2 separate regions of the Homo sapiens genome follow, and region 1 is linked to region 2. Evidence: chromatin contacts called from ENCODE Hi-C data. All regions are on one chromosome and are shown on one strand. The core of a region is the stretch at or near the end of the contact, and the rest is flanking DNA. Distances in the headings are between cores, read along the strand shown. Region 1 holds the start of RALGAPB (Ral GTPase activating protein non-catalytic subunit beta). Region 2 holds the start of HM13 (histocompatibility minor 13).

Region 1 (5,939 bases), core at 1,386-3,885, 7.0 Mb after region 2:
GGAGAACCATGGGATGGATCATATAGATTGGTATGGCATCTCCCAGAATGATGCTTTCAGGGTAAATAAAACAAAAAAGACTGGTGTAGTGATCTTTGGAAAAAAGTCTGTCACAAAAGCTTATACCGCTGCTCCTCTTTTTTCCAATTCTGTGCCTTTCCAAACACACTATACACAATGATATTTTGACATTACAGTTCAGATGAAGACATTCCCCAGTTTAGTCGATGTTTCTAGTTAGAGATCATGCCGTGGAACAAATTTGAATTGTGCACTATGTTTGGAGATCCAAAATGTTTTACTATGTGTAGCATCTCATGTGTCTCTTAAGTTTATTGTACATGTGTGCTTTTCTCAAATGTTTCAAAGTGTTCTAATGTTTAGTCTTTAATTTTCCCTCAAGGTATATGTGCGTATGTGTGTTTTATTTTTATGTTTGTTTAAGTGAAGACTTCAAAAGTTTTAAAAAATTAGCAAAGAGTGCAGAAAAAACATATCTTTTATGCCAGGCACAGTGATGTGTGCCTTTAGTTCCAGCTACTTGGGAGGCTGAGGCAGGTGGATCGCTTGGGCCTGGGAGTTTGAAGCCAGCCTGGGCAACATAGCGAGGCCCTGTGTCTTAAAAAAACAAACCATCATTTAGAGAACCACTCACTTGCATCTCTCCTCCACCAACTTGCACCTAATATTAAATCTTGTCTTTCTGTCCAGAGCAGTAAGTCTTACTGCCTTACATGTTATGTAAAAACCATATTTTAAGCAAAATTATTTGTTTGTATAATTTTCTGTTGCATCAATATATTTTTTCTGTTAAAAATATTTAGGTGCCTTAGGCTGGAATTGAACACAATTTTGCCCATTTTAATTAATGGGAAAAATTTAACAGCTTTCCACTTAGAAGCAGAATTTCAGGAATGAATTGAAACCACTAGAAGGGTGATAGCTGTATTTTCATCATCTCCCCAAGGGCTTTGGGACAGCTTTCCCATCCTCTGTGCCTGTCACTTTTCCAATTCCCATCACCCGTTGTTCTTCCAGTTAGTCACCCCTCCCTTGTCTGTTACAGGGGTTCAGTATTAATTGTGTTAGAATGCATCTGGTTGCAAGTAACATAAAACTCAACAAACTCTGGTATATATAAGATCCCTCATCCCGATAAGACAGGAAGGTAGTACAGGGTTTGTGTAGCTGCTTGAGTATGACTTAAACAAACAGGCTCCTGTCTTTCTGCTCCACCTTCCTCAGCACAGCCCTCCTCATGGCCTCTAGGCTGCTGTGCTCCCAGGTGTTACCCAGTTCCAAGCATGAAGCAGGGGAAAAGTGAAGGACACAAACTTCTCCAAGGGAAGAAGGAAGGGAAGGTCTCCTTTGATACTTCTGCCTACATCTCAGTGGCCAGGACTTTGTCTCACTGCCACCCTTAGCAGCAAAGAAAGTTGAGAGTTGTGTGCTTTGCTTTTCAGCCCCTGTAGTATAGAAAGGCAAGGGAGTGGTTGAAATAGATCTTGAGTTAGCCAACTACATAATTTGTCACACTGTGTTTAATTGAAATGTATTGCTTGGATCCAGTGTCCTGGACATAGCCTCGTTCCTGTCCTAGCACATTCTTACCCTCCTTTTCCCTCTTCCTTCCTGTAGCTATTTTTCTGGGGGGTGAGGTGTGGTCTTGAGGAAACACTCTTCAGTTTTACCCTTTCTGTGAGGATACTAGTTCCCTTATCACTCATTCCTCCATAGTCTCTTCTAACTGAGGTGAGGAGTCAGAATCTTCTTTGCTCCCTTCTGCTTTTCAGACAACCGTGCCTTCACCTCTACTCAACACCCTGACCCCTCCTCCCTCTCTCAATACCCAAGGTCAGTCTCAAGGCCAGGTCCTCCGTGAAGAATTCCACCATCCCTCCCTCCTCTTCTTTCTCAGTCCAAGTTTCCTCCTTTAGATTCTCAAAGCACTTAAGCTGTACCTCTCCAATGGTATTATTTTCTTCGTTGAAGTGAAAGCAAATTATTGAAAGTGGTACTGTTTACAAAATGTCTAGCGCATGGCAGGTGCTCGAAGTAGTATCTCTTAGTATTATTACTACTGTCTTATCTCGATCAGATTCAGCTCTTTAATGAGAGGCTCTAAATCTTATGTTCGATTCACCTTTGTAACCCACACCGGGCCTGGAATAGAGCACTGTTCATAATTAATGCTGTGCCCGTGTAATAAGACGGCGGCGAGCAAAGGGCATCATTTCAGAGGAAGAGTGCTGTAATGGTGGGATGGGAGAAATTCCTAGAACCTAGGTGGGAGCCAGAATCTTGCAGAGAAGCCCCTTATCCGTCTGCACCGAAAGCAGGTAGAGTGGATGCCGTAAGATTCCTAAGGACGCAGGTAGAGCGCCTCCTCTGTGCCGCGATGAGGTAGGTGCATCCGTCACTTCACTCCTCCCTCTCCACTTGATCCGGAATGGGAGGAACGCAATGCGTCCCGCGCGGCGATCTGGGATAGCTGCGCAGGCGCAGCTTCCGGCTCTGTGTCTCGGGAATTATTTGACGCCACCGGTTCAGCCCCGTAGAAAGCTCTGATTAGGCGCACCGCGCACGCGCAGTGGCCCACTTGGCTGGGGAGTTATTTGACGCCGCCGCCCCTGGCAGTCGGAAGTTGCCTGAGCAGATCCCAGCCGGCTGGCTCGAGTGGCCTTCGTCGTCCCTTGGCGCCCTGGGAGAGTCGCTGACGGGTGGACTGACGGACCGCCTGAGGACGGCCGGCCAGGGCGGTGAAAGCGCCAGCCCTATGGCGCGGGTCGCGTGAGGCGGAAGGCCGAGGACGGCCGGCGGCGGCGCCCGCCCCGGCGATGCGGGCCCCGCCCGTCGCCTCAGGTAACCGGGCAGCCGGCCCCGCCGCGGCCGGACCCTCCCCTCTCCTTCCCTCTCTTCCCCACCTGGCGGTCAAGGGACGGCTGAGGCTTGTTTCTCGGCTCTGGGTGCTCCAGGGGCCCGGCCTTTGGAAGCTCATCTGCAAATTTTTGGGAGACCCACGGGGGCGGGGAAAGCTTGGCCCTGGAGTGGGCGGCTGCTGTCGAGTCTGTGTAAACCCGGTCTAATCCTTGGGAGCTACCCCGGCCAGGCGAAGCTCTCTCCTGGCAACCTGGGGGAGGGGGCGGGTCTGGAGCGGAGCTAGACAACTCCCGCAAAGAATTTGGTCCAGCAGAAAGGTTAGGCAAGTTGCTGCCGCCCAGTGGGGACGATGCTGCCCATTGCACAGTGACACTTTGATGAGGGAGAGTTGATGATGGGAGTAAACAGCTAACCCCCATTAAGCGCTTCTTATCCGCCAGGCATCATGCCAGGCCATTACGTTCTCCACGTCTAACTTCACAGCAACCCTGTGAGGTAGGATTGTTGTCCCCATTTTACTGACGAGGCAACTGAGTCCCTGGGTGGTTGGGTGACTTAATTACCCAAGGTCACATAGCTAGTAATTTGAACCGGAGCATCCGACCCAAGTGCTTAACAATTAGGGCAGTGGCTCTCCAACTTTGCTACACTGTAGAATCACCTGGGGGAAATTGTAAAGGTTTCTGATGCCCATGTGGCATCCCAGACCAAAACAATCAGAATGTCTGGAGTTGAAAGCCAGACTTCAATATTTTTTTTTTAAAGATGCCCAAGTGATTCCAGCTTGCAGCAAAGTTTGGGAACCGCATGTAATTTGATAATTCTGCATCTCAAAAAGCATCTCTCTTTCTCCAGCTTAAGTGTGCAGGAGAATTGTCTGGGAGCTTGTTAAACTTGCAGGTTCCACCCGCAGAGATCTTTAGGTTGACTGACCACTACACCTTGTGAAAGACTGTTAGGGATGGAATTCTCTGCAGGGATTCTGAGTCATCTGGAACATTTAAAATGTATGCATCTTATGCAAACTGCTCGTTTGCAATTTTCCTAAATATACAGTACTTATAGGTGTAGCGTCTGTAACCTCTGGGTCGTTTTTACATATGCTGGAAGTCTGCCTAGACCATCCTCTGAACGTTCTGGCCATCCCACCCAAACGCACACACTTCTGCTCTCTCCTATATGCATATACACACCCTTTTCTTTTCTTTCTTTCTTTTTTTTAGACAGAGTCTTGCTCTGTTGCCCAGGCTGGAATGCAGTGGCATGATCTTGGCTCACTGCAACTTCCGCCTCCTGAGCTCAAGCAGTCCTCCCACCTCAGCCTCTCAAGTAGCTGGGACTACCACGCTTGGCTAATTTTTGAATTTTTTTTGTAGAGATGGGGTTTCTCCATGTTGCCCAGGCTGGTCTCAAACTCCTGGGCTGAAGCAGTCCACCCACTATGGTCTGCCATAGTGGTGGGATTACAGATGCGAGCCACTGTGCCAGGCCTACATACCCTTTTCTTCCTGTCTCTGGCTGCATTAGCTTTAAGCATTCCCTTCAAGATACCTCTGTCCCTGACCCCTACCCACCTTGAGTCCTTCCAATTTGCTCTTTAGGAACATCGTAGTGAAACTTATCAGTTATTTTTCTGAGTTGTAGTTCTATCCCTACTTCTAGATTATGAGAAGCTTTAGGGCAGGGACTATGTTTTCTTCATCTCTGTATTCCTTCCAGTGCTTTGACATACAGACTCACAAAGCTTTTACTCAGTGGAATGTTTGGGTCCTTTTATGTCATAGATAGATCATGTTGCGAACAGATTCTTCTCTATTTCCATTTTTGTAAAAGATGTTTGGTAGTTCCCAGCTTATAGAGTTTTGTTCTTTTTGCTTAGGAGTGAGTATTCTAGTTATGTTCAGCAATTTGTCCAGCAGTTGAACACACACATTGAGTTCTTACCAATTGCAAGGCACTCTGTAACTAACCATGTGCAATCAACATTGTTTGATTTTTAATGTCTGATTCTATCACAATCGGACGCAATCATGTCTGTAGGGAAAGTCTTTTTATTACTGTTAGACCTTTGCATGTGTTCCCTACTTCATTGTCCAAAAAAGTGTTTAGTTGTCATCCACTAAATGCCACTGCCTTGTTGGTATTTGGTAAATACAAGCAGATGGGATTGCCATTGGTAATGTTTGGTCCTGTTCACCAGGAGAGAGGACGTTAAGTACTTAATGAAGAGTAAAATCATGTTGTCACAGGAATTGACAAATTTAGCACATATTTATTGCAGAATGCCTGAACTGCCATTGCCCCATTTGCCATATTTACAAGTTTAAAGGAAGGCAGACCAATAATTCAGATTGGATTTGTTCTTGGTTGGTCTTAAAACCATGTAAGGATTTGCAAAAGTTAGTGAATATGTGTGTGAAGGTCATTATGAGGAGGTTTTTGGACAATAAAGATTTTTTTTTGTATAGCAATTAAACATGACAAAGTATGTAGACTGAATTAAAAACACATTTCATAAAATTTTTTTTTTCTTTTTTTTTTTTTTGAGATGCAGTCTCGCTCTGTCCCCCAGGCTGGAGTGTAGTGGCGCAATCTCAGCTCACTACAACCTCCGCCTCCTGGGTTCAAACGATTCTCCTGCCTCAGCCTCCTGAGTAGCTGGGACTACAGGCACCCACCACCACACCTGGCTAATTTTTTTGTATTTTTAGTTGAGAGGGGGTTTCGCCATGTTGGCCAGGTTCATGTCGAACTGCTGACCTTAAGTGATCTGCCTGCCTAGTCCTCCCAAAGTGCTGGGATTACAGGCATTAGCCACCGTCCCCAGCCCATAAAATATTCTTTATAAGGATTGTTATAGAAAAATTTTCTTGGTTCCGTTTTGTATTATTTGGTCAGTTTTTAGGCTTAGCACTAATAGAAACTGATGGGACAACTTATGTTAAATTCAGATACTCAAGAAACTTGTCCTTGTGTGTCTGATCAGATAGGGACACAGTATCCAGTTCTTGCTTTAGCACATGGAAGAAACTCAATCTTTAAGGCTGAAGGTTTAAGTC
Region 2 (6,331 bases), core at 2,005-4,504:
TTGAATTTTGTGTGTACTAATTGACATGTGCCAGGGCAATGATGGACTGGAATCCACCCCCAAATCAAAGCATCATGGTAAATCTTGCTTATCCTTATAAAGTCAAATGATAGACATTTCCCATCACCTATTTCTATTCAACAAGAGCACCAGATTCAGTTAGCTAATCTGCTTCCAAAGAGTAGAACTGCATTGAGCTCAAATAATTTCAAAATACTGACTTTTTTTTATTTATTTATTTATTTTTTAGATGTGGTCTTGCTATGTTGCCCGGGCTGGTCTCTAACTCCTGGGCTCACACGATCCACCCACCTCGGCCTCCCAGCATGCTGGGATTACAGGCGTGAACCACCATACCCAGCCTATTTCTGCGTATGTTAAACATGCTTTACAATTTTAAAAATGAACTGTTTTGAAGGTAAAATTACAAATCTTGAAATTAAAAAAGCAAATATGTAAAGGAGCAAAAACTATAAATCAAACATTTGAGAAGAGAAAATTGGAGGCTAACTTGTATTAAATTCACAAAAACTTCTATACTTTCTGTAAATACTTTTTTAAAAAACTATAGATCAGAGGCTAGGCGCAGTGGTTCACGCCTGTAATCCTAGCACTTTGGGAGGCCGAGGCGAGTGGATCACTGAGGTCAGGCGTTCGAGACCAGCCTGACCAACATGGAGAAACCCCATCTCTACTGAAAATACAAAATTAACTGGGCGTGGTGACGCATGCCTGTAATCCCAGCTACTCGGGAGGCTGAGGCAGGAGAATCGCTTGAACCAGGGAGGCAGAGGTTGTGGTGAGCCGAGATTGCGCCATTGCACTCCAGCCTGAGCAAAAAGAGCAAAACTCAGTCTCACAACAAACAAAAAAACTATAGATCAGAATAACCACCTTTAGAACACTTTCGGTTATCAGTCAATATTTTTAGATAGAAGCTGGTAGTAAGCCTAAAGTGGGCTTAATTCTGCAGTAAACAACTGCCTCAACACATAGAAATCTTTTTTAAAATAGGCACTCTTGGCCGGGCGCGGTGGCTCATGCCTGTAATCCCAGCACTTTGGGAGGCCGAGGCGGGCGGATCACGAGGTCAGGAGATCGAGACCATCCTGGCTAACACGGTGAAACCCTGACTCTACTAAAAATACCAAAAATTAGCCGAGCGTGGTGGCGGGTGCGTGTAGTCCTAGCTACTCGGGAGGCTGAGGCAGGAGAATGGCGTGAACCCGGAAGCTGGAGGTTGCAGTGAGCCGAAATCGTGCCACTGCACTCCAGCCTGGGTGACATAGCAAGACTCCATCTCAAAAAAAAAAATAAAAAATAAATAAAATAAAATAAAATAGGCACTCTTGCGGGAGGTGGCAGCTCATGCCTATAATTGCAGAACTTTGGGAGGCCGAAGTGGGCAGATTGCTTGAGCCCAGGAGTTTGAGACCAGCCTGGGCAACATGCCGAAACCCCATCTCTACTAAAAACACAAAAAGTTAGCCGGGCGTGGTGGCACACACCTGTGGTCCCAGCTACTGGGGAGGCTGAGGTGGGAGAATCACCCAAGCCCAGAAGGTAGAGGCTGCAGTGAGCTGTGATCATGCCACTGCACTCCAGCCTGGGTGACAGAGTGAGACCCTGTCTCAAAATAATAATAATAATAATAATAATAATAGGCCCTCCTTGAAGTTTTTTGTTTGCACAGTCACACAGTGATGCTTAGATGTTCCAGTATCTAATATAGCCACAGTAGGCTGCAAGCAGTGGCTCATACCTGTAATCCCAACACTTTAGGAGGCTGAGGCAGGAGGATCACTTGAACCTAGGAGTTTGAGACCAGCCTGGCCAACATGGCAAAACCCCATGTCTAAGAAAATATATATTTTTAACTTTTTTAACAATATCAAAAATAAGAATCACATAAATAAACAGATTCTTCAAATTCTGAAAAGAGCCACAAAGCTTTATAAATTGTACAGGGGCATGAACTCGTAAGGTATTATAATTGCCTGGCACATAGTAGGCTCTCAATACATTTGCAAACTCCACACACACCTTACTTTCTTTTGCTTTATTTTTCTCTATTTATCTGCATTAACATGCTATGTAACACATAACTATACATTAACGTTTTACAAATTACAAATTTTTCTTGTTTTTTTTTTTTTTTTTTTTGAGACAGAGTCTCACTCTGTCGCCCAGGCTGGAGTGCAGTGGGCTCACTGCAACCTCCGCCTCCCAGGTTCAAGCCAGTCTCCTGCCTCAGCCTCCCAAGTAGCTGGGATTGTAGGCGCCCGCCACCACGCCCGGCTAATTTTTTATATTTTTAGTACAGACGGGGTTTCACCGTGTTAGCCAGGATGGTCTCGATCTCCTGACCTCGCAATCTGCCCACCTCGGCCTCCCAAAGTGCTGGGATTACAGGCGTGAGCCACCGCGCCTGGCCTTTTTTTTTTTTTTTTTTTTTTTTTTTTTCAGACGGAGTTTCGCTCTTGTTGCCCAGGCTGGAGTGCAATGGCTCAGTCTTGGCTCACTGCAACCTCCGCCTCCCGGGTTCAGGCGATTCTCCTGCCTCAGCCTCCCGAGTAGCTGGGATTACAGGTGCGTGCCACCACGCCCGGCTAATTGTTTGTATTTTTAGTGCAGACGGGGTTTCACCATATTGGTCAGGCTGGTCTCGAACTCGTGACGTCAGGTGATCCACCCGCCTCGGCCTCCTAGAGTGCTGGGATTACAGGCGTGAGCCACTGCGCCCAGCCCATTTTACAGACTTTTATTTTGTTCAGTTTCTTTATTGTCTTCCCAACGTCCCCCCACACACACTGCACTAAAATGCAAACTTCACGAAGGCAAGGAGGAACTTTTGCCTGTATTGTTCACCTCAGTGTCCCCAGAGCCTAGGTCAGTTGTTGGCATATTGAGGGACATTCAATAAATATTTAAGGAGTGAATAAACAATTGGATACCCAATAAATGCATGTATGAATAAACACATTCTTAGTTATTCGGAATATGAGGATTTGCGGAGAGTGGACAGCAGGGGATTGAGGAGACCGGCTGGGACTGGGAAATGGGCATTCGGGTCGCATGCCCACCGCAGTGGCCCAGAGCCCCTGTCCGGACCGCTAACAAGTTGCTTAGCAACCCGCCGCCCGGCCCTCGGCCACCGCTAGAGGGCGAGCGGGCGGGGAGACGTGCACGCGCGCGCGCGTGCGTGCAAGCGTGTGTGCGCGCGTGCGCGGCGCGGGCTTGGGAGGGAGCACGTCACTTCCTGTTGCCTTAGGGGAACGTGGCTTTCCCTGCAGAGCCGGTGTCTCCGCCTGCGTCCCTGCTGCAGCAACCGGAGCTGGAGTCGGATCCCGAACGCACCCTCGCCATGGACTCGGCCCTCAGCGATCCGCATAACGGCAGTGCCGAGGCAGGCGGCCCCACCAACAGCACTACGCGGCCGCCTTCCACGCCCGAGGGCATCGCGCTGGCCTACGGCAGCCTCCTGCTCATGGCGCTGCTGCCCATCTTCTTCGGCGCCCTGCGCTCCGTACGCTGCGCCCGCGGCAAGGTAGGGTCAGCGGGAAAACCGGGCACTTTCCACCCCCATACCGAACACGGCCGACATGGACCCTTCCTAGGCGGGACAGACACCTCTCCCCGGACACTGACTCTTCCCAGCCCTGATCACCACCGTTCCCTCTGTCTCGGGCCCACATTCCGGGGCTGGCATTTCCTACCCCGGGATCTGGGCACCGACCCCCGACCAGGGTATGATACCTTCCCCAATAGGAACTTGCTTCTGCTCCCGACCCGGACCCTGACACTTCCCTCCCTGTGCATCATGCCGCGGCTGGGAACGCTGTCAGCCCGTCCCCCACTGCGACTCGGGCACTGATTGTTCTGAGCCTGTTGGGCCCAGGCAGATCAGCCCCATCATGTATACCTGATGGATACTGGTCCTCACAACTTACTGAATGGTACAATTTCGTGTCATTCCCTGTTAGGAACCCTGCCTCAGCCCACCGCAGGGCCCTTTCTACCATCCAGACCCATCCCTAGACTCTGACTCCTGTCTCACTGGAATCTATGGCACCTTATGTGCTCACCTAGATCCCCCACACCTGGCCCTTGCCCCTGCCTCAAAAACAATGATCTCTTAGAGCCCAGTTTTTCACATCACTTTCTGGAACCATCCCAGTCAGCTGGCTCCTCAGAAGCTGGCATCTTGGTGCCTCTACTTTCCAACTAGGCATGGACGTCTTATTTTCCTGGTTTCCTCTCTTAACTACCATCCAACCTTGGACATGGCCTAGTCAAAACCTAGACCTTGTTCCTAACCTGTAACCCTTTTCCCACCCAGCCTTTGACCCTATCTCAAAGTAGCCCTTCTCCCCATACCCCCAAGACAATCCCCCCACCAAACTGGGCCTGTCTGCTGGGCCACTGTTGGCCCCTCTTGTGAGACTGGGCCAGACTCCATCCCTGGCCTTCCTCAACATCTGTCCTATTGGATAACTAGGAGGACTCCAGCACATTTCACCTTCTGCTTCTCCCTCCCCCTTCCCTGCCCCACTTCTTCCCTATATTAAGCCCTTTCTAGCCCGTTGTACCAATGACTTTTCACTTCCTGGCACCCTCTCCCTTCCTCCACAACCTCTTAATCTGCACCTTCCCGATGCTCCTCCCCCACCCAGACCTGAGGATGGACCTAAGTGGAAGTCTTGCCCAAAGAGGGCAGGCCCACAAAGCAGCTGCCACTTTTGAAACTGCTGAAGCTGAGGTTCTCAAAACACTACCCAACTTGAGCAGTAGCTGAGGCCTGCCATCTTCCTTCCCCAGGAGCAGAGAACTCACTACTGGCTCTGTATGCGATCAGATGCAAAGGAAAGTAGTTAGGCGGGGCTTAGGCTGAGAGACTCAAACATGACTCCATTTTCCTTTTTATTTGGCTTTTTCTAAGCTGAGTTCAGGTGATATTAAGCCTCTCTACTATGCCTGTCAGGTAGACACTTAGTGTAGAGAGCAGTTCTGAGATAACCCAGGACAGAGGAGGCGAAGGACAGCTGGCATAAGGCTAGGCAGCTTGATCTGAGCTGCTCTCCAAACTGAGTAATTCTCCCTGGCACCTTCTGTACATGGATCACTAATCTCTGCAGAAAACACCTTCCAGGCAACAGTATTTCCTGAACTTCCACCACTGTCAGGGGTAAGGGAGGATTGCTGCAAAGATGAGTAGGTCAGAGCCCTGTCACCAAGGAATTCGGGAGCGTAGGTGAAAGAATAATAACTAGATTGTGATTATACTACAAGCAATGCTACAAGGTTTAGGGAGAAAGATTGAGCACATCTGGGACAATGCAGGGAGGCTTTGTGCTAGAGGTAGGCCTGAGCCTTGACGTAGAGGTAGAATTTCAGCCAGGAGAAGGCATTCTAAGCAAAAGAAACCAGGTAAGCAGAGAGAGGTACGGAGGCAGGAGGCTACGAGGCAGTTCAGGAAATAGTGGAAGGTTTGGTGTGGCTGGAACAGAGGGTATGGATAGGAGAAAGCCTTAGCCTCTGAATACCTCTCCCAAGCATCTCCTGCAGGGCAGCAGGGTGTGGAGGACTGTATGAATTTACAAACAGGACCTGACCATTAAGAGCCTGCCACCACCAATGACCCAGATGCGGTAAAGCTTGCAAAACCTTGACGCCCTTTGATGCTCACAGCAACTGAGGTGGCAGGCAGAGCCAGTTTCATTATCCTCATTGTACAGGAAAAGAAACTGAGAGTCAAAGAAATGACTTCTGAAGATCACTCTGCCATTTAGGGGCAGAATCAGGTATGCCTAGTCCTCATCCAGGGCTCTCTCCTAACACAGGTACCTTTAAAGACAAGCAGCATTGACCTAGGGAAAGGACAGGGCAAATGACTCCCCTTCTACCCTGAGTCGTTTCCCTGGTCATGTGAAAAGGAGAGAGAAGAGTTAGTGTGGGGACCCAGTTTTGATTTCCCACCAGTGTTGGACCCCAAAACCAGTTGGGAGAGAGGGAATGTGAGGACAGAATCCCCAAGGGTCAAGGTGTCCATAACAGGCAGGGAAAATTGTGAAATCATGGAGAGAAAGAAGGTAGAGCCTCCAGGAGTATGTTGTGAAGAAGTAGCCTTGGGAGGAGCAGTCTCAGAGCAGCACCCATCACTGTCAGAGTCCTATATCCCAGACAGAAGCGAATATGACCCAGGCAGTAGCTGCACATTAAACATTGGTTTAAAGGGCCCTCAGCGAACAGGACTGGGTGCCTGCTGTGGGCTAGGCTCTGGGCTGGGTACCAGGAGTTCCGGGACAAAGAAGGCCAAGCCCTGCCCTCACTG

What was found. Hi-C counts contacts between places; a loop is a spot of excess contacts on that map. Pooled maps may share reads with other maps.
Region 1: a loop to region 2 is called in a pooled map, with 27 times the contacts of the local background. The contact joins the promoter of RALGAPB here to the promoter of HM13 in region 2. A Hi-C loop is called at or near these places in 2 of 50 pooled maps.

The regions. Positions count from the first base shown.
Region 1 is chr20:38,470,208-38,476,146 of GRCh38, forward strand. RALGAPB (Ral GTPase activating protein non-catalytic subunit beta) reads left to right here and starts at 2,636. Exons shown (of 30, transcript NM_020336.4): 1 at 2,636-2,862. RefSeq lists an enhancer at 2,357-2,426 and a silencer at 2,717-2,916.
Region 2 is chr20:31,511,188-31,517,518 of GRCh38, forward strand. It overlaps HM13 (histocompatibility minor 13), which reads left to right and starts at 3,255. Exons shown (of 13, transcript NM_178581.3): 1 at 3,255-3,547. The coding sequence starts at 3,365. It also overlaps the pseudogene CD24P3. RefSeq lists a silencer at 3,852-3,921.